Linked DNA regions of Mus musculus: regions 1, 3 and 4 are each linked to region 2. Evidence: chromatin loops called from intact Hi-C (ENCODE). Cell type or tissue: heart. All regions are shown on one strand. Region 1 has its middle 180 kb from the start of Zfat. Region 2 holds the start of St3gal1 (ST3 beta-galactoside alpha-2,3-sialyltransferase 1). Region 3 overlaps Zfat (zinc finger and AT hook domain containing). Region 4 overlaps 1700012I11Rik (RIKEN cDNA 1700012I11 gene).

Evidence for each region. A loop is a pair of places that touch in the nucleus more often than their neighbours do. Peaks named below come from ENCODE experiments on the same cell type or tissue, not always from the same donor. Only the 100,000 strongest peaks of a DNase experiment are listed, where the experiment ranks them.
Region 1: it touches region 2 in a loop (9-fold over the local background); 8 of 42 quality-filtered maps call a loop at or near these places.
Region 3: it touches region 2 in a loop (10-fold over the local background); 9 of 42 quality-filtered maps call a loop at or near these places.
Region 4: it touches region 2 in a loop (2.6-fold over the local background); 4 of 42 quality-filtered maps call a loop at or near these places.

What each region holds. Positions count from the first base shown.
Region 1 is chr15:68,073,493-68,081,492 of GRCm38, reverse strand. No RefSeq gene overlaps it. Among named protein-coding and RNA genes, the nearest start is that of Zfat, 180 kb to the left of the region's middle. In heart, a CTCF peak has its summit at 3,898 (motif pointing right); no DNase peak of the experiment used is centred here; H3K27me3 peaks cover 239 bases.
Region 2 is chr15:67,171,662-67,179,661 of GRCm38, reverse strand. It overlaps St3gal1 (ST3 beta-galactoside alpha-2,3-sialyltransferase 1), which reads left to right and starts at 2,780. Exons shown (of 9, transcript NM_009177.4): 1 at 2,780-3,030. Gm31400 (a long non-coding RNA gene) reads right to left here. Exons shown (of 2, transcript XR_384162.3): 2 at 7,781-8,000. In heart, CTCF peaks have their summits at 2,654, 3,156, 4,704 and 4,904; DNase peaks (open chromatin) are centred at 2,771, 4,101, 4,911, 5,411 and 4 weaker places; H3K4me3 peaks cover 4,948 bases; H3K27ac peaks cover 6,163 bases.
Region 3 is chr15:68,201,102-68,209,101 of GRCm38, reverse strand. All of the region lies in intron 3 of Zfat (zinc finger and AT hook domain containing), which reads left to right. Among named protein-coding and RNA genes, the nearest start is that of Zfat, 54 kb to the left of the region's middle. In heart, a CTCF peak has its summit at 3,798 (motif pointing right); no DNase peak of the experiment used is centred here.
Region 4 is chr15:67,258,547-67,266,546 of GRCm38, reverse strand. The region is part of intron 4 of 1700012I11Rik (RIKEN cDNA 1700012I11 gene); the gene reads right to left. Among named protein-coding and RNA genes, the nearest start is that of 1700012I11Rik, 36 kb to the right of the region's middle. In heart, no CTCF peak of the experiment used is centred here; no DNase peak of the experiment used is centred here.

The DNA of each region.
Region 1 (8,000 bases), 900 kb before region 2:
AAGGGGGAATATTATGTAATTAGATTTTAATTTCAAAAAACTATTTTAAAAAAACAAGAGCATGGGAAACCCGTTGAGAGATGCTCCATGACCTCACCAAGTGCAGAGCAGAGGGTAACTCTGGCCTCTCAGGGCTGGGCTAAGCTGTGGGTATCATCTTTCACCTGGCTGATGACTGAGCTGTGCTGATCTGTGTTTCATGCCTTTGAGGTGACAGTGACTCGTTTTTTAACCTGTATCTACGAGACTAATTTAGCAAATTAATTTTTCTTGTACTAGCTATTTAAAATTCATTAGCTTTTGTCGCTGATGACTTTCTCCTTGCTCTCTGGATCTGCCTGTCAAGGCAGGAGCAGAAAGACCATGTGGTACTAAGCTCTCCCCCTGCCATGACCCTTTGAAAATTTTCCAGTGAATTGTCCCTGCTGTCCCTGAAAGCACCCTGGGGCTACATCAATCTCTTCCCCGTGGTAATAATTTTAGGTCCTAGAGGGATGTCTTTGAGAATCAATTCAGTGGCTAATATTTTGCTGGAGAAGAAAAAAAAGGGGGGGGGGTTGCTGAGGGGGCTTAACCTACTATGGACCACAAAAATTTCCAGGTAAATTATTTTGAAGTCAACCCAGCCCCTTTCTTAGCTGTGACAGGGACATGTTTGGGTTTGATTTTAAAAAATTCTAATCAGTCACTGTCCCCATTCCTGCCGTAATTTAGAGCTTCGGTGGCTTGTGGTAGATCACCGTTGCTACACTTCCTGCAGGCTAAGAAGGCAATGACAGCTTAGTGTATTAACTACCACAAAGCAGACAAAAAGGAACAGCAAGGTCTAGGGGGACCGAGGAGGCTATGCCAGACCACAGTCCCCTGGGAGAACAGGGTAGAGGACAGTAGTAGTACTTGCCACCCAGATCTTGGTCATGATATTTGCTTCTACACATCACTCCCAAGGATTCTCAGTCAGATCTGTGAGTCACAGGTCCTTAGCTCAAACAGTAGCCCTGCCCCAAGGGGGCTGGCAAGGGGTGGACCACCTGGCAAACCCCCCCCCCCCGGGATAAAACTATACAGTCCATTCCTTGATTTCTGTTTTTCTCCCCGGCCACAACACACACAGTTTTCCTTTGCTCTCTGATTGAAGTGCTTGCTGCCACACTGCAGGCATGGAGCCGTGGGTCAGTTGATTGGATGTTGGAGCCCCAAAGCTGGTAGCCAAGTTCTTATCTCAGGTTACAGTGACAGGAAGCTAACACATTTGATGGCAAGCCCTATGTTCATAGGTAGTGCCTTCAAATTGTATACGTGGTGGGACGATGACTAGGCTCTCTTCATGGCTTTTCTAGAGAACATTGACCCTCCCAGTCCGTGTGGGCATAGACTCAAGGAGCTCATCGCCACCTTCTTTTTTTTCTTTTATTAGATATTTTCTTTATTTACATTTCCAATGCTATCCCGAAAGTCCTCTATACCCTCCCCCCCTGCCCTGCTCCCCTACCCACCCACCCCCACTTCTTGGCCCTGGCGTTCCCCTGAACTGAGGCATATAAAGTTTGCAAGACCAAGGGGTCTCTCTTTCCAATGATGGCCAACTAGGCCATCTTCTGATACATATGCAGCTAGAGTCAAGAGCTCCGGGGTACTAGTTAGTTCATATTGTTGTTCCACCTATAGGGTTGCAGACCCCTTTAGCTCCTTGGGTACTTTCTCTAGCTCCTCCACTGGGGGCCCTGTGTTCCATCCAATAGCTGACTGTGAGCATCCACTTCTGTGTTTGCCAGGCACCGGCCTAGTCTCACAAGAGACAGCTATATCAGGGTTCCTTCAGCAAAATATTGCTGGCATATGCAATAGTGTCTGGGTTTGGTGGCTGATTATTAGATGGATCCACAGGTGGGGCAGTCTCTGGATGGTCCATCCTTTCCTCTTAGCTCCAAATTTTGTCTCTGTAACTCCTTTCATTGGGTATTTTGTTCCCTATTCTAAGGAGGAATGAAGTATCCACACGTTAGATACTTGATTTTCTTGTGTTTTGCAAATTGTATCTTGGGTATTCTAAGTTTCTGGGCTAATATCCACTTATCACTGAGTGTAGATCAAGTGACTTCTTTTGTGACTGGGTTACCTCACTCAGGATGATATCTTCCAGATACATCCATTTGCCCAAGAATTTCATAAATTCATTGTTTTTAGTAGCCGAGTAGTACTCCATTGTGTAAATGTACCACATTTTCTGTATCCATTCCTCTGTAGAGGGACATCTGGGTTCTTTCCAGCTTCTGGCTATTATAAATAAGGCTGCTATGAACATAGTGGCGCATCATCACCCCCTTCTAATACCATCATTTCATCAGCATTTCAAATTCTGGAGTGCTCCCAAACCAGTTGCAGAGATGGGAAACATGCAAAGTTCATCAAGTCACCCCCAACATGCAGACATGCTTGGGCATGCAGGGAGGGGCAGGGGGGGAAAGACAAAGACAGAGAGACAGAGATATGAAAAGCAATGTGAATGAACATACCATATCAAAGTGTGGGATGGTGGAGCAATCTGTGTTATATGTGTGCAAACAGGCTCAGAAAACAGGGGACATATCCCATGATGAGAGCAAGTAGGTGCTTCCATTGAGAGCTATGTACCCGCAATGAGGGTTTGGGTAAGGCTTGTCCCTGCTATGTCATCTTCTTGTTGCCTTCAGTTCTTGCGGCTGCTGACCTTACCACCTACTGTTAGAACAGGACAGGAGGGACTCAGAAGGAGACTTTAGGAAGCCACCCCTGCAGCAAGGACCAGCCCCTTTCACTGTGGTCCTCCGCAGAGACACAACTATTCTGTTAGTGTAAGTTGGGCATCAGGAGCCTCCATGGCCTGCAAAAGGAAAGCATCCATCCATAGTTGAGGACACCGTTGATCTAGATGTCTGTTCTGGTCCTCCATGATGTCATAACTCACCCCAAACTGCCTTTGCAGTGAGCAATAATTTTGTTGGAATATTGGCAAATCTAAGGCCATCCCTTCACCCCTGGGAAGTTTTCATAGGAGCCGACTGTGTGTTGGTCCACAAAGGGCGATCCTCCAAATGAGCTGGCTCTTTCAGTGACTGAATCTACACTCTAGAACTGGACATATTTAGTGAACGTAATTTCAGGTAGGTGAACTTGTATGAGTGGGATGCTGTGAACCAGAAACCCTTAGGTGGGGAATGTGTTAAGTGCCTTATACTTGCACCCAATTAGCACTGACCTTGTCTGTGGGAGGCTGGACAGAAAGATGAGAAGAACCCAGCATGTACTCTCTTGTCTACATTCAGTTCACCTAGACAATGTTTGACCTCTCTGGAGGACAGGATTCTGGTTGAATAGAAGGTTAAGTTTGTTGTACCCAACCCTAGACCTCCCACTCTTATCCCTGGAGGATGTTACAGGCTAATGGGAGAGAAGAATACCCCACTTGTGGAAGCCAGTATGCTGCCAAGAAGTCCCCTCACATATGATTGAGTTCTTTGGGAGTCCTAGTGAAAGGCAAAGACCTACTGATATGTTTGGCAAAACATGATATGATGTGAAAGGAGGGTGGGAGGATGTGAACCCCGAGGTACCAGTCATATGACAGATCTATGAAGTTTATTTTGAGTCATGAGAAAGGGGTTGAGAAGGAGGTAGAGGCAGAGAGAGAGGAAACAGAGGACAGAAGAAGAGAGGGGGAGGGGGAGGGAGAGGGAGAGAGAGATTGAGATTTAAGCTGAGAACCGAGCAATGATGTTCACAGTGGTGTGTCCAGTTCCAGCTCCCCTCCCATACTCTTCTAGCATCTGAAGGTACAACTTGGAGATGGATATGTATGTGGTCCAAGGGGCACAGAAGTGCAAAGGAGGAATGCCATTGTCTGAGACAATGGGCCACCAGTAGGGGGAGCTAGAATTCCCTTGGTTGGTCCAAGCTGACAAACCCCAGGCTGGTGTTTGCAGACTACTAGTATAGAGGACCTCTTGAGTGTCCAGGAGAGTGAGAGGAGGTAGAGCCATTCTCTGCCTCTAGAGCAACTCCATTTCAGCCTGCAGCCTGGTGTATAAGAAAAGGACTTGGGATCCTAGAAGTCCTACATTCCTGCTTGAGCCTTCCTGGCAGTAAGCCTTTTATTGGCTGGGCTTCAGTGTCTTCCTCTGGAAAGTGGAGGCACTCAGGCATTTGTGGTCATTCATTATACAGATGGAGATAAGAGCTCAGATCTTTCTAGGGCCTCCTATGATGCAGAGCACAACCTTAATGAATCCCACTGCGAGGACCAAAGGCCATCCCACTGAGATAGACTGAGAATTCAAGCCAGAAGTCTTGAATCTTTTCCCCAATTATGCTATGGACCATGAGTGACCCTAAAAAGTCTCCTCGGGACTGAGTTTCTCTTCGCAGGTTACAACTTTGTAGCCTGAGATGTATTTCTTTACTACAAAGACCTTCAGTTCGCTTGCTCAGAAATGAGTGTTTTCACTCTGTAGGGCTAAGGCAATGATTAAGTATAACTACTGTAGAGCTTGCCAGCTAGTATGTAGGCTGTAGCTATATATAGTATGTATGCTCACTATTTGACATATATCTACATGGTCTGCTCTAAGATAGTATTTTGGGTCTTGTGGAGCTGGAAGGACTCCTGATAGAGCCTTGGGCCACTGCAGTCCTATAGAGACCAACAAATACTTTCCTATAAAGAGCCAGCCAGACGTTAAATTCTGTAAGCAACACTGTCTCTGCTGCAACCACTCCTCTATGCCACTCTAACATAAAAGCAGCTGTGTCAATGAGTAAGCTCAATTGCATTCCAACACAACTTTATTTATAAATGTTGGAGATGGCCCAACTTTGGCCCACAAATAATAGTTTGTTGACCCTGTCCTAGACACTTGGGTCTACAGGGTCAGATCGTTAAAAGCTGCAGATATATTCATGGTTTTTTTTTGTATTTCCAACAGCCAAGAACTTTCACTGTCAAAAATCTGACACAGTTTTTACCTAGGTACCTTTCAACAAGAACCCCCTGGTGCCATTGGTTGAAGATGCCAGTCCTCCCTGCTTGAAGAATGGGAGAGAAGAGTTGTACTCTGGAGCTGCCCCAGGCCCCTGAGGGTTGCCCTTATGTCTAGGTATCCATTTCCTGCTTGAGGAAGGAAAGTAGAGTATATAGACATCCTGATAATTTGTTTTTATTATTATTATTATTATTATTATTATTATTATTTATTATTATTATGAATGAGTCAGTCATATCTGCTTTAGTGGCTTCTAATTCCTTTAATGGTGCTCTGAGGAAAATAAGACAGTGGTAGAAGGGGAATATCCTGTAACCAAAGTGCTGAAACACTAAAAGGGTTGAATGTGTCCGTGTCTCTAGCTGCATATGTAGCAGAAGATGGCCTAATCAGCCATTATTGGGAGGAGAGTCCCTTGGTCTTGTGAAGATCATATGCCCCAGTACAGGGGAATGCCAGGGCCAGGAAGAAGGAGTGGGTGGGTTGGGTAGTAGGGCGGGGGGGGGAGGTATAAGGGACTTATGGGATAGCATTTGAAATGTAAATGAAGAAAATATCTAATAAAAAAAAAGAAAAAGGGGTTGAATGATTGAAGCAAGGTGAGGCGGAGGTATTGTCTGTGGATCAAGTAGCCCTGTTCTCTGTTCCCCCTGGCCACAGATATGGAGGTCTGTGTCCCTCCTGAGCACCCTTCTATAGTGGATCCTTCTTCCGTACAGCAGCTTCTCCTCACTGGGTTTCCTTTCTCTCACCTTGCTAAGCTTCCCTCCCTCCCGGCTGCATCAGCCCCTGATGGATGGTCCCTTGATGGGCCAATCTTAATTAAGTTGGATGATCTTCCTTGAGCTTGCAAAATGCAATTAATTCTTTCAGCCCCAGCCAGCTATGGGAGCTCTATTTGATTCAGCTGTCCCTCCTGGAAAGTGCAGAGAAATACACAAGTTCTGGGCCCTGTGTTGCCGCCCTGAGCCCAGTTAGGTCATCCCTGGTGCTCACCAATAGATGCTCTAAACCTCTGGGTCCCATTACTGTGGAGTATGAATCATGGCCCATGCTGAAGAATCAATACAAACCTCCAGTGTGTTTCCATAGTTAGGTGTCCTGCCCTGCTACAAAGCCTTTGTCCTGGAAACCTTTCCTGACTCTGGTCTCCTGGGGCTATCTCTTTCCTGTCTCTGGCATCATAAACAAACTCAGCACAAACGACTTTGATCTTGTCCTCTCTTAGCTATGCAGTCCTGGTTTTCCACAGGTAAGGCATTGCCTGCTCCCGGAGTATGTGGGTGATGTATCCCTCTTATCCAGACAAGTACACAATCCCTTGCAGGATTTACCAAGAACCCCTTTCTGTCCTGAATCTTCAGCATGTACAGGAGATACACCTCCATCTAACTCTTATCCTAGCTCCCTGACGTTCAGGACAGATGGATTACTGGGAAGTGAAAAAATCCAAGTGCTACATAAAAGGTATTAGGAAAAATGGGGTGAGAATGAGGAGCACAACTTGTCCTGGAGAGTGAGGTAAAGCCTTCTCAGCATATCAGATAGTCCAGAGAAATCTCCTTGATGTAGTAGTTCAGGATCCAACTGGATGAAGGACGTGGCATGCACAGAGACCTGAGGCTGCCAAGAGTTCATCGCAGGAGAACCATGCCATGCCCAAGTGGAAAAGAACTCAGCAGGACGGAGATGAGAAAAGAGGGAGGGGAGCATGGGAAGATTCCTATGAAAATCTAGGAAATGTGGGACTCAGTATCTCTCCACGTGTCAAGAAGTCCTGGATTGGCTGTGCATGCAGGAAGTCCAAATCTGTCCCTTCCCTCCCTTCACCTCCATACCATCCCCTACAACTACTATTCCTTCTAACCCCATGACTTAAGGTGGACTCAGAGAGGATCCTGAACCAGGGTCACTCAGTTTGGAGACACGTACACACCATACCTGCAAAGTTCCCAGATGTGCTTCACATATATTACCCCCACCCCTGACATATGTCCTGCTACATCCCCCGTGAACACTAGAAAACACACACCACACCACACACACACACCATGATCCACACATCCAAAATACAAAACATTATAATCCAGTTACACACATTCATGCCGTGCACTACACAGATATCCCCATACAACACAAACCCACATAGCATTATGTTGTGTGGCTTTTCCTGGAATAAGCCACCTGAGGGGACAATGAGGATGGAACAGAGAAATAGTTCCAGCCAAGTCTAACTCAGAGAACCAGTGGGTTTATTAGGGCACAGAAGCAACAGTAAGGAGTGTGGGAAGCTTTGCCGCTCAACAGACTCCCTTCCTCCATTGCCTGTTAACTGCCTGTGCCTCCTGTGTAGCCCAGTGCACCTGGTGACAGTTTCCCTGCCCATCCAGAAAGAATCTTCATGGCTACAATTTTGTTACAATTTCATAGGTGCAATCATAATTGCTCTGATTTCAAGAGGGCAGTTTCCACGTCATGCTTGAATACCATAGTAAAACACCATATACATACAAAGTAGATAACCACATACACAAAACCAATGCACTTCTCTCACAGGACACATACCACACTGTGCACATAGACCACACTGCACACAAAATGTATACATACATCCCATTTCATACCAAACACACACCACATACCCACATATTCCAGTCAGTGTGCCACCTGCACGGAAGCAAAGAATCCTGCCTGGTTTTTCTATAAACCCTGGCTTGTTAATTGGCTGTCTCACTGCAGGCCTGTTTATCATCTTTCTCCAGAGCTTGGGCACCAAATGAAGATAGATTCCAGGAAGCTTTGAAACGTTCCAAATGCAGAACCCTGAGATCTGCACACTTTGAAGATTGGAACACATTTTAATTCGCCCCGCAACGCTGGATTATGTTCTAATTATCCCTCATGAATGCTCGGTTCCCTGTGACTTCTGGGAGTGGCATGGCTTGGTGGGAGAGCTGTTGTTCCCACTGCCCAGTGTCCTGG
Region 2 (8,000 bases):
TCAGTAAGATAGCTTTGCTGTGCTCTGAACTCATGGGGAGGCAGCAGTGTGCACTAAATCCATGTCAGGGCTCCCCAGGAGACCCGCTGTGCAGGCACTCCCAGTAATGACTACTTCCAGTTGTTTCCCAGCAGGGCATGTTGGGAGACATGATCAGGGTGACAAAAAGAAATGCATACATCCTTCCCTGACGTTCAGCCTGTTTCCCTTGCCTCTGAATATGGTCCAGTGTGTCAAAAGTGCTGCTTGCATGGAATGTCACTGAATGAATGAATGCATGAATGAATGAATGAATAAATAAATAAATAAATAAATAAATAGCAGAAGGGAAGGCAGGGAAGGATATGGAGACCTGCCCTGTTAAACCTAGAAAGGAATGTGTTTTGTTAACAGGCAGGGAGTAGGTGGATTTTTAAAAGTTCCACCTACATTTTCTTACTAGAAGTAGGTTCATTTTATGTAGGGAAGGTGACGGTTTATATACACTCATCAGAGCTCACCAGAGTCCTTTTCAGAGTCATCCAGAGACCCCACTAAGACTCTGGGGTGGACACAGAGCTGGTGTGGGCTCTCAGCAATATAAGTGTAACCAGCTGGATGACCTGGGGCTATTCATTTGCCTAATCTAACCTTCCCTCTACAGAATCCATTAGATTATAATAGCAGCCTTCCATTCATATAGTATTTTTCCATCTCCCTAAGTGATTCCCTATGCACTCTGCCTCCTTGCCAGAACACTACAATTAATTCATCCAGCACTCCCTTACTAGCTTCTGGACTACAGGGAGAGGACTCCAGTCAGCGGGAAGCAAGGCACAGTGTTCCTCAGCTACAGTAAGCCTCATCAAATCAAGAGGCACATGGGCAGCAGATACAGGCTTGCAAACCACAGGGCTCTTTTCTTTAACCCTGAGGTCCAGTTAGGTGACCATTTAACTTGTATTCTACTGAAAGTCACCACAGTGTGAGTATGTTCCTGCTCCAAACTGTATCTGTGGGGACCAAGGATCTAAGTGGCTCACACTAGATAGGGCTGCAAGATGTTGTGCTAGGGAGGACAGTAGCCGATGGGGATGGGATCTCTGCCTTCCTCTCACATACACACAAAAGAATGCCAGGCGCTGCAGTTTGAACAGCTTCTCAGAGAGAACACAGCTCATAGAGATGCGCCCAGTGACAAGGACCTCACCTCGTTTCTAGCATGGAAACCCAAACCAACCTAGAACAGCAGAGAAAACTACTCAGCACAGGTCATAGAACACCTTGGAGACCCCCTCCTCTCATATCCTGGTGAGGGACAGCCCAGTGGCAGATCAGACCCCAGTGAGGTTTAACTGGAAGAGTCTTGGCAATACTTCTCCCTTACCCCGCACACACAAATTATAACTTAGAGGTTTCTGTTCTTTTCCTTCCTTTTCTGGTAGTTTGTTGTTTCTTTGTCCTCCACTTCTTCCCTTTTAACAATTTCTCTTCTACTTCCTCGGAACTTACACAGTGTACCAACCCTATCTAGGCAGTCCAGAAGCAGAGTTGAAACCCACTCCTTCCTCCTTCCACAAGCTGGCTTGGATTGAGTGAGCTCTTAGATGCCAAGGGCAGTTTCAAGAGCCCTGTATCCACTTGCTCAGTACAACAACCCAAGCAAACGAACGCTGGGACCAGGGCCCTTTGCAAGGGAGTACGTGGAAACACAAACCTAGGAAACAGTGGATATGGCCCAAAGAGCCCAAGATCACACCGTAATGGAGAAGTGCCGCAAATTCGCCCCAACATTACAGCCTCATTCTAGTGAGTAAACAGCCAGGCAGCTCTGGCCTCCCCCACTGCAAAGGCTTGTCCCCAGAAGTCTCCAGAACTGAAAACGGAGAGACTCCTGCGCACACCGTCTTTCCTCTTAACATTCCACGGAAAAGTTGTAGATGAGATAGTTCCAGTGAGAGGATACCCACTGACAAACCAGATCTTAGAAATGCCTTTTAAATCCACCATTTATGATCTACGACCCACACACGTTAAATTCCGTACCCTCACTTCCCTATTAAAACAGAAAAACTTCTACCCTAACCTAAACCAAATCCCCATCCCCAGGCTGCCTTGGGGACCTTTCTAACTCTGATTCCCACTATCAGCCTTTGCTTAGCGCTGGTCTGCGAAGCTGTCTATCCATCCGCAAAGGAAAGGCCCTCGGCGGAGTAGACGGGAAGGGCGGGGATGTGGATGCTTATAGTGACCTGCTCTGCGGCTCCCAGTCCTGGCTGCACAGACACCGCAATCCCTAACCCCGCGGTGCCCCTCCCCAAGCCTACCTAAATCCCACCTCGAGTCCCACGCCCTCAGAAAAAGCGGTGGCTTTGCCTGATCGCCCTCTCTCTCCACTGCGACCCTGAATGGGGCTCTTCTGGGCACCGCCAGCCACATCCTCTCGGTGCACGCCCAACGCCTCGTCCCTCGGGTTGACCCCACGGGCTTCGAGCCTCTCGGGAGTTCTTCCCTAGCCTCGCCAGCTGTTCCCGCAGATCCCTCTCTTGAGGCAGTGATATTGTTCCCGCGCTGCCTCCTCCGGCGTCTCTCAGACGGGTCCGGCCTCCACCCAGCCCGCTGCTGTCCACGTGGCTTGGCTGAGCTATATTGAGCTTGCAGGAAGCCCCAAGCTAGAGGAAAGCCGAGCTGAGGCCGGCAGGAGGGGCGGAGGGGGGCGCCCGAGCGCCAAGGGGCGGGCGCTGGGCGGAGGAAGGGGAGGAACCTAGAGCCGAAGAGCCGTGCTGGGCGCGCCGGAGTCACGGCTGGGACCGGGCGGGCGAAAGCGACTCCTCCCCGGACGCCCCGCCTCTCACTCCCGTTACACCCGGGGGAAGGTGTTCCAGAGGCGGCTCCCATCCTCACCCCGCCTCCCTTTTCTCCGGCGCTAACCTCTGCCGGCGGAGCCCACTATGCCAGACACTTTCGACACTTTGCAAAGACAAAGAGCCCTAAACCGGAGGGAGGAGAGAGGAGGAGGCAGAGAAGGAGCGTGAGGTTTGAGCTGGCTGGGTAAGTATCCTGAACACATCTCCTTAGATACCTCTCTGAACCTCTTCAGTGCCCCCAAAGTCCGGAGTGTCTCTGGCTTTGGTAAGTACGCACCCAGCTGGTCCCTGTCCCGGTGCCCCAGGGACGGCGCCCCCTCGCGAGTTGGGGCTGGAGAAATGTTGCTTGTGTTCTCTGAGTACTGAGGTGATCGTCCCGACCCGGGCACAGAAGGGGTGGGAAAGGGACTAGAAAGGTGTAACAGTAGAAATGGGACCAAAGACCCTAGGCGCCAAGAGGGAGACACAAGGAGAGAGATCTCTGTCTCCGCCACGGTGGTCTTCTACCTGCGGGTCAGGGAGGAGACTCCAGCTCTGGGGCTCCAGGCTCTTTGGCACTTACTGGAGGAGCCTGCCGGAGCTCAGTGAAGAGCCTATGGCAGTTGTAGCAGTGGCTCCCGGAGCGGCCGTGGTGACATTGCGCCCAGCACCGCAGTGGATCCCCGCCCGGGCCGCGGGTAGGAGACTCCATCAGGCGCAGATTGTCCCCACTCTCTAGAGAAGCGGAGGTCTCGGGCTGGGACACTGGGGACGCTTGGAAAGCGTTGGTTTTCCAGACCAGAGGTCTGGACAGTGTCCGGATGGAGTCTCCCGATCAGCTGTGGGCAGGCGCGGACCCGGGAGGAGGCTGTTGGTCCCCGGGACACCTCTAATACCGCCCCGTTTCGGATCTCGGGGAGAAGTTGGAGCTTAGGACAGCACAGCAAAAAGCGGTGTGTCAGAAAGTGGGTAGATGAGGGTGGTCAAAGTGAGCGTGGCGGTGGAAAGTCTAAACTTGGAATCTGCTCCAAACCCGTTAGGCGCCGCAGCTGCCAAGAAATAATGGGACAAAAGTTAGCAAAGTCTGCATCTCTGTAGTGTGACCTGCGCAGGGCATGGTCTGCTGCTTTGATATGTGCACGGGGTGGGCAATGGTGACACCGGACAAAGCGACTTGGTTGGAGTACTATTAGCTCGGGATTCGGACCTTTGCGCAAGCAACTTTCAGCCCTCGTTTTTCTACGCGTGGGTGTTTGAGTGTGACCTTGCGGGAGGCAGCGCGGCTGAACTCGAGAAGGGGATTAAGTCTCCCGGTGCCTGCCTCGTAGTACAGGTAAAGCGTGGGGCCCTTCGCCTTGCTTCACCGTGGAGTCTCAGAAAAGGTGCCCGAACCTCCATCCATCTGCTGGAACCTGGAGTTTCTCCAGCCTTTTGCACAAGGGTCCTAGCCAGCTTCTTCCTCCAGCAGGAATTGGTGGCGCGCTCCATGAGAGACATGTGCGCGCCCAAAAGCGTGCGAGTGGGTGGGAGTTGGGATGGTCAAGCCATCTCGGAAGCTGATTGACTCCCGGAGACACTAGTGACCCTCCCCCACCCCCCACCCCCCAGGACAGGAACAAGCTCGCACAGTTGCTACATCAGGCATTTGCCAGACTTTCTCTGTGTTTAATGGGTAAAGCCTGTCCTCTCCCAGTTTACCACTGTCTCGGGTCCCCACGCTTCCATGGACTTGTGGTGAGATGGAGCGCCCACGCCTTCCTGCTGCAGGTGAGGGGCGCTCCCCAGCAGAAAGACTGCTAGGATCAGGGGACGATCTCTGCCACCGCTTCTGACTTGTAGTTGATGCTAACACTGTGCGCACTAAAAGGGCCTCTAGAAGGCGTCCCGAGTCCGGACGCCCCTTGTCCCTTTCCACGATTGCTACTAAATTAAAATTCATCCAGTGACTTCCAGGAGAGCGCTGAGCACCCACCCTGCTAAACCAGAGTGTGCAGTTCTGGAAACTGCGGGCGGTGTCCCTAGGTTTTCTTTCTTGGATGATGGCCCAGAGCGCCCCCAGGTTTGAAAAAGAGGGATGCATTGCCCCCTGTCGGCTGCTTTGGATAGAGCGGTTAAACTAAGCTGTGAGAAAGGGTGACCAAAGCCACTGGGTTGGGCCCCTGCGCCTCTGCACTTCCCCTTCCTGTCCCAAACACCAAAGCCTAGTCATTTTCTGAACTTTCATGATTGGCTAAAAGAAAGAAAAAAAAAAAACTAAAATTCTCCATCTGTGTCTCCTGTGTGTGCCTAAAATTGGGTGTAAGATGAAGAACTTCGCTTTGAACATATGACTTAGCCTCTGAAAACCACAGCTTCCATATCTGTAAAGCGGAGCCATTCCTACGGACTCCAAAGAGTCCTGAAGAACAGATATTATGTATAACTGTGTGTAGACATATACTGGGCAAACAGGCTCGAAAATATGCTTGTGTATATACATGTACGTGAACAGAAGCCAACTAAAGAATAAAAGGATGGATAGAGGACTTCTTCCCTGTCCTTTCTGACATTTCCTTTCCCTGCCTTTTTCGTTCAGGTCATGCTGGCCAGCAAAGCCACAGCCTGGACTTAGCGGGGCCTTCCCCACACTGGCTTTGACCAGATCTGGGGCTAGAAAACAGGAAGTGTTGCTTGACGTGACCACAGGGGTTTCTTCGGGAGTGTGAGCACCACTCTTTTTGGGCTCTGGAGCAGTGAGCACGAGCTGACTTTTTCTGAGCTATTTGTAGATGGCTCTGAGTTCATTCTTCAGGTGCAGGCTACCAGCACCCTTCCCATGCTCCTCCTGAGGTTGGGGCCTCTGAACAGTTGGCTGTCACTAATGTTACAGGTTCTTGAGTCTTCCTTCCCCTTGGGGAAGTAGTTTGTGGATGGGCCTAAAAGAAAAGGATGTCCCGGATCCTCAGTGTGAGTTTGTGACAAGTAAATGTCCCTCTCTCCTCCTACCAAGCAGCCTGTCTTGTCGGAACTCTATTCTATAAACAAGGGTCAGGCAGACCTCTCCAGGAAGGAGCCTCCAGATGTGTGCCTTTGATACCTACCCCTATCAATTTTACCTGGCTGGAATTGCTGACTCAAGGGGTCTGTGTTTGGACAGAGCTTTACTTTGTAGAAGCTGAACCTTAGCTTTCATCCTAAGCCATTCCCGGTCTCCATAAAGCAAACAAAACAGAAAAAATGTAATGTCTACCAGTCAGCTTGTCTTTGTACAATGGTCTCTTCTCCAGAGGTATTTCCCAAGGTCCCCAGTAAATACTCGAGATCCTAGCTAATATGGGGTGCTATGACAAAGTCCAGATTTTATATTGAGCAAAGTTAAAAGGTTAATGATAACTAGCAATGAAACAGAGCAATTATAACAACAATCAGCAATACAAGTTGCTTCAAAACTTATCAGTTTAAAAGTTCTAGAACTTTCTACGTAGTATTCTTTGAACTTCAGCTGATTGTAAGTTAATGAAAATGGGGAAGTGAAACAACTGGCAGGGGGTACTTCTAGAGTGATTACTTCCCAGTGACTGCTTTGTGCACGGAGAGGTGGCCTGGTTAGCGTGAATTCTAGAATCAGACTCTCAGGCCCTTTTGGATCAGTTGCATGACCCACATGGAAACTGCATTCCTCATCACTGGCTTGAGAACCCGAGAGCATGTCTGTTCTAATTCGGTCAGAAGAACATAGACATGAGCCCCATCAGAGCCTGTCTTTGAGTCTCAGTGCCAAGGCTCAATTGCTTTGCAACGTGCCACCCAAGCTATTCTGGGTCCTGGGTCTCTGTTTCATTCTCTGCAAAATAAGAAGCTGTGGCTCTCTGCTGGTAGGCACCTGGCATACAGCAAAACCTCTTCGTAAAGACAGTACCCACCTCCTTTAGGTTTGCTCGGATTCTGCCTCAGAACTAGTCCACTTGGGGAGACTGGAGTGCTACCCCAGGCTCCTCCCCTCTCACTGACAGAGTGACTTCCTGTCTTTCACTAGGTCAAGTTTTTGCCAGCAGTTCTCAATACTGGGTTTGAGAGATGAGGTCTGACTCCTGACTGTGCATTTATAGTAGTGTCTAAGAGGCTTCTGTGAGTAGATGTAAAGAGACCAGTGTGACCTCCTTGTCTACATGCTAAAAGTGATCTTAGACATTATTCTATTCAATTCCTTAGCTTTAATGCAAAACTATTAGCCCTGGGGAACAACACCAAAATGATATGTTAACACTTTTCTGCTCTTCATCTCCAAAACCACTCATTTTTATTCACTCAGGTCTTGATGTGCTTAATGGATAACCAACATCGCACATCACTGGGAAGTCTGGAATTCACCACTTCTTTGGTTACTTTGGTGGTCAGGGTTGTATTTCAGTGATTCCATCTGAGCTAGTGTTTATGGGAACTTTGTTTGGTTCCAGATACCTCACAGGATTCTGGAGGTACTGGAGTAGAAAAGCTGGCTGTCCCGGAGGTCTTAGTATTCTGGGGGAGGTACCTGGGATGATGGCAAGTCATGCCGTGTGTGGTATTTATCAGAACCAAAGCCACTTGTGCTGAAAGATGGAGAGAACCCTCATCTTTGAAGGGTCCACAGAAGGAAACCTGGGGATTCTAAGCCTCAGGGACGTAGGGTTTCTGCTGTCAGTCTGCAGTAAAACAGATGTGTTTTCTTGGGTGATGTCATGCAGATATCAAAAGTGTTGTACACCCTGCGTATGCAAGAGAAATAGAGCCACTGAGACACCAGGCTGTTGTCAGCTTCTGCACAAAGAGGTGAGGCAGCTGGAGGTGGTAGGAACTAGATGCTTTGGCCTCCTATTCCTGCAGTGTGCCCTTTTTCTCTGGCCAGTTTACACACTAGGGTAAGATCCTCACTACAAACTTCTGACTGTATGACCCCAGACCTCAGTGTGAGTGTATGAAGCCAGGAGGCTGCATTGGATTCTCTTGGAAGATGCAGCTTAATACTTTATTTTGAATATTTGACTTGCCCCTCTACATACACCTCCCATTCAGATTTGAACAGCAGATCGGGGAGGGTGGAGTTAAGGAAACAGCAGGCAGAGGTGAGGTAAGGGTGCTGGCGTTCAGTGGGACTGTGTGAACAGCTCAGCTTTTGGACCTCTGTGCAAAGTCTTGGTAGGATGCATGGGCCTC
Region 3 (8,000 bases), 1.0 Mb before region 2:
CTCTATGAGTACAGGTAATATGCCTGTGACACTGCCCAGGAGGAAAGACCTTACTCCACCCTTGGCCCAATACATCTTGTCAGGACTCTTCTGAGATCTCCTTGCAGTTTACAGTCTAGCAGATACACTTTTAGAGTTTTAAAAATTTTATTCCTGTTTATATGTGACTGTGTACCTGGTGTGTGTGTGTGTGTGTGTGTGTGTGTATCCCTGTGTCTGTGAATACTTGCCACATGTATGTGGGTGCCCATTGGAGACAGAAGAGGTCATGGGATCTTCTGCAGCTGGGGTGACAGGTAGTTGTGAGCTGTCGCACATGGGCACTGGGAACTGATGTCGTGTTCTGGAAGAAGTGTATGCTTGTAACCGCTGAGCCATATCTTTACAACTTTTTATTGTTTTGAGAATTTCATACATGAGTATATGATATTTGCATCATTTTTACACTTCCTTCTCTCTTTTTCAACTCTTCCCTCACCTCTGTCTTGGGGCTCATGCCCTCATCTTGTATAATTATTATTGTTATATACATGTACACGTGGTATTTGTGTTTGTGTGTGTGTGTGTGTGTGTGTGTGTATGTATATATATGTGTGTGTGTGTGTATATATATATATATATATATACATATATATATATACCCATATATACATATATATAGGTTTGGGGCTGACCACTTGAGACTGGATAAGCTATTTGGAGGTCTCTGGAGAAAGTTGATTTTCCCCCTCTAAATGTTTCCTAACTGCCTATAGCTCTTCACTTAGGAGTGAGGCTTGGAACATTTCCACCATCCTCTTGGCTCGTCACCTGGTATGGTAATTATGAATGTTGTTTTAGGCAACCGTAGTTTTGAGATTTCACAGGTGCGGCATGTCTATCATGTCTAAAAGATACTGCTTGCAGCAGGCATCCTGGTCCTTTGCCTCTTCCCATCCCTTATTTCGTCCCCATCTTCTATAGTTGTACTGTAGATATGTAACTGAGGGTGAGCACCTCAAGGTCACTTGTTCTTTGCATTTTTGATCAGTTGTACATCTCAATAGCAGCCTCCAACTGCTGCAAAATGAAGCTTCTTTGATGAGGGGTGAGAGCTACACTTTCCCATGGATATAAAAACAAGTGTATAGAATATAGCAAGAAGATATATTGATTTAGGGACATGGTCGTAGTGGTTTCTCCTTTAGGGTCTGTAAGCTCTCAAGCAAGGGATAAGTAGCCAGGTGTACAGTATCAGGCATTCCCTCTTATCGAATGGCCTTAAGTCTAATCCATTTGCCTACAAAATTAATGATGGTTGTTTTTTAATAGCTGAATACTATTCCATTGTGCAGATGTATCATATTTTTAAAATGTATTCTTCAGTTGAGGGGTATCTTAGATTGTCTCCACTTTCTGGATATTACGAATAAGGCTGCTATGAACATACTGGAGCACATATCCTTGTGGGATGGTGAGACATCTTTTGGGTATATGTTCAGGAATGGTATAGCTGGGTTTTGAGGTAGAACTATTTCCAGTTTTCTGAGAAACTGCCAAATTGGTTTCGAATGTGGTTGTACAAGTTTGTACTCCCACCAGCAATGGAGGAGTGTTCCCCTTGTTCCACATCCTCTACACCATATGCTATTACATGAGTTTTTGGTCTTAGCCATTCCGACAGGTGTAAGATGGAATCTCAGAGTTGTTTTGGTTTGTATTTCCCTGATGACTAAATACTTTGAACATTTATTTAAGTGTTTCTCAGCCACCTGAGATTTTCCTCTGTTGACAATTCTCTGTTTAGCTTTGTACCCCATTTTTAAATTGAGTTATTTTGGTTGTTGTTGTCTCAAGTTCTTTATAAATTTTGGATATTAGCTCTCTGTCAGATGTAGGGTTTGTGAAAATCCTTTCCCAATCTGTAGGCTGCCATTTTGTTCTATTGACAGTGTTCTGTCCTGTGTGTGCGTGTGTGTATAAGTATGTTAAGTAAGCTTATAAAACAGTATGTTTCCAGGTATACATTTTAAAACTGTATTTTTTTCACTATCAAACAATCTGTTTCCCAGTACCTCTTCTATTGCCAGGGTGATTCTCAGTGTTCCGTGAGTGTCTCATTTAGTTGTCAACCTCAAGAGAAAGACATAGTAGGTGGTATGCCTTAGGAGAGAAGATTGCTCAATGTGATGATAGTTCTGACTGGCCTGGAGATAGCTATGTAGACCAGGGTAGCCTTGAATTCAAAGAGATCTGTTTTTTTTTTTCCATTTTTTATTGGGTATTTAGCTCATTTACATTTCCTATGTGATACCAAAAGTCCCCCATAGCCACCCACCCCCACTCCCCTACCCACCCACTCCCCCTTTTTGGCCTTGGCGTTCCCCTGTACTGGGGCATATAAAGTTTGCATGTCCAATGGGCCTCTCTTTCCAGTGATGGCCGACTAGGCCATCTTTTGATACATATGCAGCTAGAGTCAAGAGCTCCAGGGTACTGGTTAGTTCATATTGTTGTTCGAGATCTGTTTTTTGTAAGCCTCTGTACTGCTGGAATTAAAGGAATGTATCACTACTACTTCCATTTTGAAAAATATTGACAGCCTGTATATGATACTTGTGACTGTTTTGCTAGGTGTCACAACCCCAAACAATTAGCAAATGTCAACTGTTGTCATTTTTAAAAGCCATATGACATTTTTGCATAGTTCTATAGTCCCGGGGCATTAGTACTGTTTTTTGTTTGTTTGTTTTTGTTTCTTTGCTTGTTTTTGAGACAGGGTTTCTCTGTATAGCCTTGCCTGTCCTGGAACTCACTTTGTAGAACCAGGCTGGCCTCGAACTCAGAAATCTGCCTGCCTCTGCCTCCCAAGTGCTGGGATTAAAGGCGTGTGCCACCACCACCAGGCTAGTACTGTTTTAATGTAGTATTTAACATGCAGTTTTATCATTAGTCTTTGCATGTTATTTTGACTTCGGTACAGGCCTCATCACATGGTTTGGGGGTGAAGAAGGACCGCTTTACATTTCAGCACATGTGGCTGTTGTCAGAATGACCTGCCACCTCAGGTCTCCCTGCTCCCTTCCAGCTGAGACTGTGTCCACCTTGCCTTTGTCCTCTTGGCCTCCACTGAGTCAGTAGTTATCCTGCTGTTCTCATGCAAAGCAGGCTTTAAAACTTTCAATCTGTGGCCACTCATGAGGAATGGATTCTCTATGTACATGGCTAGGTTATTGGCTATTTGTGTTCGTAGATGGCTGGGGTAGTCCTCATTCATATGATTAACTCACTCTGCATCTGGACTGTCCTATGTACTTAAATTATTTCCCACAGTTTATCATTTACTCTCTAATGTCTTTTGCATTTCTTTTCTACTCTTTTTTATACTAGCGTAGACAACTGTCATCATGTCCTCCAATGATGAAAATATACTTCTGTATATTTTTGTTTCTGGTGTGCTTTCATTCAGTCTACATATTTTAAAGTTATAATTTGGAAATTGTATTTCTCCATAACTTGAGAAGTAAGGACACACACACACACACACACAAAACCAATACATTAATGTAAAGAAATTCTTAATAAATATTATTTAGTTAATGAATTATTTAAAAATATAAGGTCTACAGAGAAGATAGGGTCTTGCAATTCAAAGTCTAAAAACCCCTTAAAATTAAACATTGTGCTTTGGAGTTGCAAAGACAGTGCAAAACGGCCCCATGTCCCCACCCCTCACACAGAGCCAAGGAGTATCAAGATTCCCAGTGTGCCCTGTGGTTCAGTCACTTGTTGCCTGTATAGATTTGTCAGCCATATTGCCAGCAGGTGGCAGAGTTGCCCTGTTCCCTCAAAGCTCACCTGTTGCTGCTCTTTTACCCACATTGGTCTCCCAACACTTGCCCACTGATCTAGTCTCCAAATCTGTGATTTTGTCATTCTGAGAATGCTGTGTAAACTGAACAACACAGTATGTGTTTCTGTAAGATTGGTTAAAAAAGAACTGGGCATTTAAGCTCCTTTTCTAATTTAGTCCCTGAGGAATTTAAGTCTAGCCAAGGTGTTTATCCAGTGTCCCCGTTGGGGGGAGGTAAGGAGCAAGATCTGCTCTTTCAGGCTGTGTCCTGAGCTACCACATTCCTGCCTTAGAAATCCCTGTTATCTCTGCCTTAGGGGGACAGAGCACACTCTTTCCCCAGGCCTCTGGCAGGGAGGGTTTCCTGTACCTTAGTAAGAAATCAAAGTTCCTCTGCAAGCTTCGTACTGTTGGCAGTACATTCTGTGATAATTAGGCAGTGACTGTAGCAAGGCAGGCAGGCACCGTCCTCCTCACAGGATTATCAGTATACATAGTAATAAGCCCCGTGGAAAACATCCTCATCCGTCACTGATCCCCGTGGCCTAAAAGGTCTTCAATTTCACAGATACCTAACGGGAAGGTAGAGCCTCGTTGTTTTCCCCACCTCTGGTCTGGGTGGACGCCTCTCAAGTCTGTAGAAGTGCCCTTATGCCCAGCTGCCTCGGGCTGAGCTCAACATACTGCACGGTGCTCCCTAGGCTACCAAGCACAACATTACAATCGGAAAATAGTCACATAATTCTTCCAGCACATGCACTGTAAAGAGCACTTCAGTGACATTTCAGAAATTGACCTTGACTCCAGAGCTTGTTAAAACAATTAGATGAAAGCAAAATAAGTGTTTTCTCTCTCTCCTCTGAACCCTGGCAAGTTAAAATAACATTTAGAATATGTATCCAACATTTATTTATTTTATTCTGCATTTCAATAGTAAGAGGAACTGGGAAAAGAGTTTTTTCCCCTGTTGTGATGAGGAACAGCTGGTGTTTTTGAAAAACATTTTTCAGCCTGCAGAAATCAATATGTGAAGCTTGTGAAAGTGGCTTCTGAGCCCCCAAAGTTTCCTATTACTGGGGTCATTCCCTGAAAAGAGAACTGTGAAACTCCCCACTGCTCTTGTTAAACATTCCTATGGAAGAACACACAGTAGTTTCCAGGTCTTCTTGAAGACACACTGTGTTCTCCTGGAGTTTTCGACTGTACTTCCTTCAGCTCTGTGCCTTATGACACAGTTGCTTGTGACAGTTGCTGGACACTTGATGAGGATAGTTCTGAGTTGCATTTGAGAGTCTGCAGGTGGCCTTCTGACCAGCACACATTTCTCCTTGGGAAAGTGAGTGATGGCTCTGTTTCTTTTTGCTGCCTTTTCGTTGCTTTTTTTTTCCCCCTCCTAACAACTCAGGGAACATTAGGAAAAGATAGCAGACTAGGACACCCCAAGACTGTCCTCAGCACAAAGGAGATCTGTTTGCCCAGAGGAACAAAGGACAGAGAATAAGAGACAAAGGCAGGAGATGGAAGAAGAGGGAGAAGGGGACAAGACCAGGGGAGAGAAGGAAGGAGTATTTGTCTTAGAGGACAAAGGACTGCCTCTGGATAGAGGATACTGATGTGGCCCATAGGCAAACGGCAGTTTATAAACGTAAAAGGGAGCCCCTGAGTTAGGATGAGGTGTTTAATTTTAACTGGGCATGCTAATTAGGTGAGCCAAAGGGGCTTTTGATTACTTCAGTACTCTGAGAGCTGGACCTTGGTAGTTAGCCTCAGGAGGAAGAAGGGGCCAAAGAAGGGAACAGGCTTTGGGAATCCAATCTAATAGTTTTTAGCAAGGCAAAGAGAATGAGGGAGAAGGGCAAAGCCTGCCAGAGCCCTGTTTGTCATGCTTGGACTGCCTAGAGTTCCTCCGGGAAGAGACACCAGTAGGCATCCGACTGAGCTCAGCCTTGGGCACCATGTAGTAAGGATGTGTGTTGTATGTCAGACTTTTTCCTATACAGACACAACACACACACACCAACTCACCCTAGATAGGGAGACCAAAGTTTGGATACCAACAAAGTCCAACTTGGTGAACCAGTAAGTTTTATTCCGGTTACTTATAGGAGCAGAAATGACTCAAAGCCAGAGCTGCACCACCAAAGCCCACCTCATAAAAGTAGAAAACCTGGAGCACACTGTACAGCCTGCAGGCCGCTCAGCGGGTTGGAGAGTCCTTTCCAGGTGGCTCAGGTGGTCTAGACCTCTTCCAGGCAGCTGGCTGGTTTCTGCTGCAGCATGTGGGCTTGACTAAGACTCTTCTGGGTGAACCCTTGTCTTGGCTTGTCTGAGAGTGACTCTCAGCAGGCTGGAAGGGTGGGTGTGGGCTCTTGAATCTGGATAATTGTAGGGACTTCCTGAAGCAGTTTGAGATGTTTCTTTCTGTCTTAGGGAGCTTCTCTGATGGATGAAATATTTTGATCCGAGAGCTCGCTGCTACATAGTGCTGTGGCCCTGCATGGTTCTTTCCCCTGGGATTCAGTTGCTGCAGCCCTCCTGCCTTCCCGCTCTACCTGCCTAGTCTTCTCTAATGCCCTTCTCTTCTGCTCATCACAGAACTGTGCCAGATTCTGCCCATAGGCATAGGGCATGGCTCAGGCCACTCCACCTGAGTGGAGCTCTGCTGACCTGTCCTTTAGCAACTTCTGGATTTTTGACCTATGACTGCCCCTGGACCCCTGGTCTTTTGTCATGTCCATGTAGAGGTTATGTTGGCTTTACACCAGTCACTGTCTGATTCTGCTTCTGGACCTAAGAACCTGTCCAGAGTGTGCAGAGCATAGAGTGCTCTGTGCTTCTTGCTCAAGTGTCTCCCATGTCCAACCATCCCCACCACTGATGTGCCTGGCCTGTCTTACCATGGTCTGGGACTGGACTATTTGTCACAGTCCACTTCCTCTTTGCATTTCTTGCTAGAAAGTGTTCCCTAGATTATTTCAGTGTTTGCCTCCTGCAAAGTCTTCTTGGCCCCCTTAGCCAGCTATTTTGTACTTTTCTGACTGTGAGTACAGTGCCTACAGCAGAGGCAGTGCCGGGGAGGGAGAGGGTCTGTGGATGCACAGGCTTCTGATTCTTTATACAGCCTTCCCATTCATTCTTGGTGTTGCCTGGAGAAGGAGGGAATTGAACACCTAGAGCTGTGAACCTGTGGGAAGCTATAGGGTATTTAGGGAAGCTTCCATGGGCCTGGAAGATTAGACAGGGAAGGTTTCCATTTGCCTACTTCCAGAGGTGATGGAGGCCTGAACTTCTCACTCTTAGTGCAATTCCACAAATGTAGGTGGAGGGATTAGAAAGCCTGGCACTGCTGTCTTCTCGTGCCCAACTGAGCAAGCCACTAGGCAAGGCACTATATGTCTGCCTCCTTCTACCACTGGATGCTGGGGCAAGTGTCTTCTCCTCCCTTGGGTTAAGAAATGGAGGGTCTTCTAGACTTGAGAAATGTCTTAAGTCTGGGTGGAGAGTGCATGTGGAAGTGAAGAGTTGGGTCTCGATCTCTGAAACTCCCAGGATCCAGCTCTTGCTATAAGGGTCACAGTCTTTAGGAGGCAGTGTCCTGCACTGTGGATCTTGACTCTTTTGCCTGCCTTTGGAACAAAGGATGCTTAGGCACCTTTTCAAGGATCTAGGATACCCACTAAATCCTGCCCCAGAAGATTTTGAACCACTACTTTAGGAAGGAAGGCTCTGCCCATATCTTGGAGGCAACTGGAAGCTGCATGCTCTTAGGACTATGCAGTAGAGGCCTGCTGGAACATGACAGAGGCAGTGGCAGCAAATAGATGGTCGTGTTGCTGCCTGGTTTCAGGGGGCTGCTTGCTCTATTCCAGTGTGAGAGGCCAGGGCTGGGGTGCCTGTAGTGCTGCTCTTGCCACTGGGCTTTACTGAGCTGAGATGCAAGTGTATATAAACTGAGGCTTTCAGCACCAGATTTATAAATGGAGAACGTAGCCAACCACTCCAGAGTGTGCTTGAGGGGAAGGTTTTTATTGTAGCCAAGGAGAGGCAAAGGGAGGGCTGAGGGGGAGGAAGGAGGAGGAGGAGGGAGAGGAGGAGGAGGAAGGGAGGGAGGGCACTCATGGCAGAATAGCAGAGTTATATGGGAATGAGAATCTGAGAGAGAACAGCA
Region 4 (8,000 bases), 87 kb before region 2:
GGATACCCACGATATAAGATACAATTTCCTAAACACATGAAACTCAAGAAAAATGAAGACTGAAGTGTGGACACTAGGCCCCTCCTTAGAAGTGGGAACAAAACACCCATGGAAGGAGTTACAGAAACAAAGTATGGAGCTGAGATGAAAGGATGGACCATGTAGAGACTGCCATATCCAGGGATCCACCCCATAATCAGCTTCCAAATGCTGACACCATTGCATACACTAGCAAGATTTTACTGAAAGGACCCAGACGTAGCTGTCTCTTGTGAGACTATGCCGGGGCCTAGCAAACACAGAAGTGGATGCTCACAGTCAGCTAATGGATGGATCACAGGGCTCCCAATGGAGGAGCTAGAGAAAGTACCCAAGGAGCTAAAGGGATCTTCAACCCTATAGGTGGAACAACATTATGAACTAACCAGTACCCCTGAGCTCTTGACTCTAGCTGCATATGTATCAAAAGATGGCCTAGTCGGCCATCACTGGAAAGAGAGGCCCATTGGACACGCAGACTTTGTGTGCCCCGGTACAGGGGAACGCCAGGGCCAAAGGGGGGGAGTGGGTGGGTAGGGGAGTGGGGGTGGGTGGGTAAGGGGGACTTTTGGTATAGCATTGGAAATGTAAATGAGCTAAATACCTAATAAAAAATGGAAAAAAAAAAAAAAAAAAAAAAAAAAAAAAAAAAAAAGAAAATTCATTGGCATGCATTTATCTTTAACTGTATATACACTTGCATTTTAGCCACTTATCTTCCATGAGAATTATAAGAGCTAAGGCATAATCCTGTATTTGTTACCTCTGCTAATTTTCATTTCCCTTGCACATCTAGATTTCTATCATTTTACCTTGAAGAATTTACTGTAGCGTTTTGGGTAGTGACCACAGAGTGTCACCAAAATGACATATAACTTATGACATCAATCTGTATTTCACCATGTTTGAACAGACTCTGTTGGATACAGATTCACAGTTTAGTTACTGTTTTTCTCACTTACAAGTCTGGAGTTACCTCCTGGCCTCTGCTGTTTCTGATAAAAATTTAGCAGTAGCCTTATGTGTATCTGCTATGTGGACCACTTTGTTTTCTTCTGGTTTCCTTGAAAACCTCTTCCTTATCTCTAGTTTTCATCCATCCAGTTGTAATGCCACTGGATATGGCTCCCCAGGTATTATTCTATTTTGACGGTTGCCTGATTTGGCAACTGTTTATTCTATACATCCTATCTCCTTTCTTCTTTGTGTCTATTTATATTTTAAGATTTATTTTCATTATGTTTAACTTATATCTAAGTATGTGTATCTGTGTTTGGGTATGTAAGTTCAGGTACTTGGGTATGCCAGAGATGTTGGATCCCACTATAGCTAGTGTTGCATCCAACATAGGTGCTGGGAAATGAACTCAGACCTCTGAAAGACCAGTAAGTGCTCTCCAGCTCTGATCTGGTCATATTTTAGCCCAATGGCTAGTCATATATTTATTTAATGCTGATCATTGTAGAAAAGACATTATATGAGTTTTTATTTCATATCATTGTTTTAGAACCTTGGTTTAGTACATTCTTAAGAATAAAGAAGAATAATTTATGTCATTTGCTGGAAAATGAATGCAAAAAGGGATAGTGGTATTATGGGAAATAAAGCAAACATAAAAATTAATATCATTTTTCTTTCTTTTATATAGCCTAGAGTTTATACAGATACAAAGTAATTTTTTAAATATTTGTATACACAAAACACATATATGGAGAGAGAGGGAGAGGAGGGAGAGAGAGAGAGAGAGAGAGAGAGAGAGAGAGAGCATGAAAGCAGAAATGAGATTAGTACGTTAATGAGAGAGAGGTTGTCTGGGATACAGAAGGAACCTAGCAGGAGAATGAAGGAAAGGGTAGATTATGCACAATCCCTGTGCACGATACAATTAAATGTTTTTATGAAACCCATCATCATACATAATAAAAATGTGCCAATAAAATTATTTTAAACACATTATTCTGTTAAGTCTGTGGAAAACTTAATATGCTCTCTAAGCTCCAATCATGTCTCAGAGTACAAACTTCAATTTATTCTCCTCGTGGACCTATGGTTAGGATGGGCCACATGGCTCCTCTCTCTTAGTGGGCTTTCTGACATCTCAGCTAGATGATGGAGTGCTGAGACATTCTACTCTGGCAGAGAACATCAAGGTTCTGAGCCCTTCACTTACTTCCCTGATCACTGCCTGGCCTGTAGTATCTATGTTGCTCTCAACATTACACAAGATGCTGTATGACAAGCATGGCAGATTGGCCCCTGTGCAGGTAGGGATCCACAACAGAATCTCTGTGATTCCCTGTCAACTTATAGAAACTCCTTTCTACACAGGCTCCTCCTCTCCATTTCCCAGCCCTGAGATGCTATCTGCCTAGAGTTTTCACCTCTGCTATCTTCTTGGCTCACGCAGGTTACCTGTTCTGCTTGGAGTCTAACTCAGCATCACAGTCAGAGACTGTGCTGGAACAACGTTGTTGATCATGAGACCCACTTCAGGAGGCTTTCTTCTCTGAGCACTGCAGAAATACATTGCCTGTTACTCACTGCCTGAACACAGTAACCTTGTAGATTTTTTTTCCAGTTTCATATTTCTTTACGGCAGGAGAAACCGGCGAGAGAACATAGGACTGCACTGTGGCTGGAAGCCTGTGGAATGCATTTTTAATTTCCTCACTTTGAATTACAGGAAAGTCTAAAGAAGGGAGGATTAAATGGCTAGTGTTTGGACCAATCCCCAGTGTGTTTTCCCATCTAGAAACATACTTCCCGTCAACACCCAAAGAAAATGAAAAACAGCTTCAGACTTGCCAAAGCAAAACAAAAACAAAAGGATTATAAAAAATAAGTTAAAATCACCTTCTTCATGTCCTCTCATAGAAACGTGATGGTGAAGCATGTCATGGAATGAAGAACTAGAAAGGACCCAGGATCTGAGAGGCAGAGGATCCTGCTCAGGAAAAGTTGCCTTAGTAAGACCCTGGGGTTGTCATCTTGAGTCAGGGTGAGGAAGTGAGAAGATTGATTTCCAGTGACCAAAAAAGAGCCAGCAGCTTAGGTGACAGGCACATAAGCAGAAGGTGCAAATACTCATAGCGAACATGTGACCAGCAGGAAAGAAACTATAAAAATCAAGGCAATTATTACACCCAAGTCAAATAAAAATGATTAGGAGACTGTATTTGTATGCTATTTAACCAAGCATTCAATAACAACCAATGCTAACATAGTTATAATTTTATAAAAATTATTTACCCATTCAAATAAGAACCATAAACAGATATCACTAAGAGATATAGGTACAGAGGGCAGCTTCTTTGTACTGTGCTGTTGTGTAATGGGACTGTTGTGTAAGACAGAGAATACCTGTCTCTCATTGAGATATGTCCAAATCCTCCTGCTACTACTGCCTAACTGGGTCGACCTCAGCAACTTATTTTGGCTTCAAGAGACTCAGTTTCCCCTCTACAAAAATATATTTTATTAACTATTTTTTTTCATCTCTGTAATCAAATACCTGACAATCGAGCATCTTAAGGGAGGAAGGATTTATTTTGGGTCACAGTTTGAGTGGATACAGCCCATGATGATGAGAAAGGCACATGGTAACAAGTATCCTTGTCAGACTGTCCAGTTGAGACTCTCCTTATGTGAGAAAGCAAGGTGCCCAGCTATAAAAATCTAGCCCCTCTCCTAACTCACTTCCTCCACCTAGACCCCCATCTCCCAGAGTTTCCACAAGCTTCCCAGAACAGTACTGCCAGCTGGGACCCAAGCATTCACACATAGAAGCCTATAGGGGTACATTTTGCATCTAAACCATATCATGTAAATTCTCTCATTACATTGCTATATCAATTAAACAATATATACAGCATTGTAATGCATATAATGACACTAAATATATGTGCATGCCCAGGGTAATTGTCTTCCCTCTGTACTCAGACAAGAGAAAAGGATGAAATAGACTCACTTTTCTCATCCAGCTTCAGAAGCCACAGCTTTCATCTGACCCCATCCTCAGACACCGCACATCCTGTGTTGCAATGGCACAGAACTGCTCCCAAGTCCTTACAGCACACTTTCCTGCAAGATGCACTGCGATACCAGGCTATCTGTTTTCCCTAGAGCTCCCTCTTTAACCATGTACTAAATACCCCAGTCTTCTACTGTGTTTCCAACTAGAGCTGATTTTTCTTTTATTTATCACTAGCTACATCATGGGCCATTTATACATAGGCACACAAGAACCTTGCTTTTACCCAGAACATCTATTTGAATGTTTCTTGAACGATGACTGCACACCAAGTACTGTGCATGTTATAATAAAAGTTGAGGATCTGGGAGGGCGTGGACTCATATGATCATTTCAAATTGAGCCCATTAGGTCAGGATTTCTAAGAGGCACTGGTAATCAGCATGACTGTGATGGAGACTCTTTCTCCCATTGCGTTTACAATGTGTGAGCACACAGACAGGGATTACAATGCAAAGTAAGACCTAGATAGGAAGAAGGACCTAAGTGTGTGAATTACAAAGATGGGACATCTGCCAGTTATTAGAATTCTCCACTAAAGTCAAAACGAGCAGAAGAGCTGAGTTTGAGGCTGAACCACAAGATATATACACAGTGTGACAGAATCAAGAGACCCACGTTGTGGGTTCTATCTAGAAGGATCTAGAAGAATCAGGGAAAACTATGGTGTGTGTTTTTTTTTTTAATCTAGACCTTAAGGCTCCACAAATTGCTGCTGTTGATTCTCGGTATCTTTTTATGGTGAACCAATGAGTCACTGCATTGGTTCATAGCCACCTTAATCTGGGAAGTATCATTCCAATTGTTGCCAAAATGATTTTAATTACTTTAATTCAGCAGTCCTATGTGTGTCACCTAAATCTTGGAAGTTTCTATTGTTTAAAGAGTAGGGGCTTACCTCATTTACAGCTATTTACTACAAAGTAAAAAGCTAATTTATATTTATAAATTATGCTTATTTAAACACTAGGCTAGTGTCCAACTCCATTCATTTGTTTAAAGATGAATTCAGGCTATCAAGGAGAGAAACACAAAGGCTAGACAAAAAGATTAGCTCATTTATTCTTTCTTTACTACATGAATGAAGTTTCAAAACAAACATTATGATTCCAAAGTGAAGCTAGTACCTAGTATAACTGAGAGATATGAACAAAAAAACAGTAAAGGATGATAAAATTGAAAGTACATTTTAAAATTTTAAATATACATTAAACATATGCTATATTATACATAAAGAATATATATTTAAATATATAGTGTGTGTGCACGCGCACATGTTCACATGCATGTGATATGTTTATGTATGGATATGCATATACAAAGTGCAGGCATGGAGGTTAAAGAGCAGCTTTGGGGAGTCAGTTCTCTCCTTCTGCCATGTGTGTCCCAGGGATTAAAGTCAGGTTGTCAGGTTTAGTGACAAGTGTCTTCAACCATCCCTTGAAACGACAGTTGTAAAAAGCCACAATTGGGCTTATCTTACATCCTTGAGAATCAGAGGGAAATAAGATACAATTTGTGCTATGGAAAATAGGTTCGATGGCTCAGCAGAGAGCTCCCAGCAGGCCACACTCCCCTTCCCTTGTTCCTGCAGTAGCTGCCATGATTCAGGCTCTCATGATTCAACAACATCTGCACTGAAATATCCCACCTGTCCTGCCAATCTGCCAATACACTACCAGCCCAGAGACTCTACTAAAATAGACATTTAAACAAATCTCTCTTTTAAATTTTATCCACCACCCCCCTCAATTAGAAAGGATTTTTTGCTCAGTGTGAAGTTTCAGGTTGACTCGCCTGTTCTTTAACATTTTTTTTCCATTTTTTATTAGGTATTTAGCTCATTTACATTTCCAATGCTATACCAAAAGTCCCCCTTACCCACCCACCCCCACTCCCCTACCCACCCACTCCCCCCCTTTGGCCCTGGCGTTCCCCTGTACCGGGGCACACAAAGTCTGCGTGTCCAATGGGCCTCTCTTTCCAGTGATGGCCGACTAGGCCATCTTTTGATACATATGCAGCTAGAGTCAAGAGCTCAGGGGTACTGGTTAGTTCATAATGTTGTTCCACCTATAGGGTTGAAGATCCCTTTAGCTCCTTGGGTACTTTCTCTAGCTCCTCCATTGGGAGCCCTGTGATCCATCCATTAGCTGACTGTGAGCATCCACTTCTGTGTTTGCTAGGCCCCGGCATAGTCTCACAAGAGACAGCTACACCTGGGTCCTTTCAGTAAAATCTTGCTAGTGTATGCAATGGTGTCAGCATTTGGAAGCTGATTATGGGGTGGATCCCTGGCTATGGCAGTCTCTACATGGTCCATCCTTTCATCTCAGCTCCATACTTTGTTTCTGTAACTCCTTCCATGGGTGTTTTGTTCCCACTTCTAAGGAGGGGCATAGTGTCCACACTTCAGTCTTCATTTTTCTTGAGTTTCATGTGTTTAGGAAATTGTATCTTATATCGTGGGTATCCTAGGTTTTGGGCTAGTATCCACTTATCAGTGAGTACATATTGTGTGAGTTCCTTTGTGATTGTGTTACCTCACTCAGGATGATGCTCTCCAGGTCCATCCATTTGGCTAGGAATTTCATAAATTCATTCTTTTTAATAGCTGAGTAGTACTCCATTGTGTAGATGTACCACATTTTCTGTATCCATTCCTCTGTTGAGGGGCATCTGGGTTCTTTCCAGTTTCTGGCTATTATAAATAAGGCTGCTATGAACATAGTGGAGCATGTGTCCTTCTTACCAGTTGGGGCTTCTTCTGGATATATGCCCAGGAGAGGTATTGCTGGATCCTCCGGTAGTACTATGTCCAATTTTCTGAGGAACCGCCAGACTGATTTCCAGAGTGGTTGTACAAGCCTGCAATCCCACCAACAATGGAGGAGTGTTCCTCTTTCGCCACATCCTCGCCAGCATCTGCTGTCACCTGAATTTTTGATCTTAGCCATTCTCACTGGTGTGAGGTGGAATCTCAGGGTTGTTTTGATTTGTATTTCCCTGATGATTAAGGATGTTGAACATTTTTTCAGGTGCTTCTCTGCCATTCGGTATTCCTCAGGTGAGAATTCTTTGTTCAGTTCTGAGCCCCATTTTTTAAGGGGGTTATTTGATTTTCTGAGGTCCACCTTCTTGAGTTCTTTATATATGTTGGATATTAGTCCCCTATCTGATTTAGGATAGGTAAAGATCCTTTCCCAGTCTGTTGGTGGTCTTTTTGTCTTATAGACAGTGTCTTTTGCCTTGCAGAAACTTTGGAGTTTCATTAGGTCCCATTTGTCAATTCTCGATCTTACAGCACAAGCCATTGCTGTTCTGTTCAGGAAATTTTCCCCTGTGCCCATATCTTCAAGGCTTTTCCCCACTTTCTCCTCTATAAGTTTCAGTGTCTCTGGTTTTATGTGAAGTTCCTTGATCCACTTAGATTTGACCTTAGTACAAGGAGATAAGTATGGATCGATTTGCATTCTTCTACATGATAACAACCAGTTGTGCCAGCACCAATTGTTGAAAATGCTGTCTTTCTTCCACTGGATGGTTTTGGCTCCCTTGTCGAAGATCAAGTGACCATAGGTGTGTGGGTTCATTTCTGGGTCTTCAATTCTATTCCATTGGTCCACTTGTCTGTCTCTATACCAGTACCATGCAGTTTTTATCACAATTGCTCTGTAGTAAAGCTTTAGGTCAGGCATAGATAGAGAACTTCAGACCAATTTCTCTTATGAACATCGATGCAAAAATTCTTAATAAAATTCTCGCTAACCGAATCCAAGAACACATTAAAGCAATCATCCATCCTGACCAAGTAGGTTTTATTCCAGGGATGCAGGGATGGTTTAATATACGAAAATCCATCAATGTAATCCATTATATAAACAAACTCAGAGACAAAAACCACATGATCATCTCGTTAGATGCAGAAAAA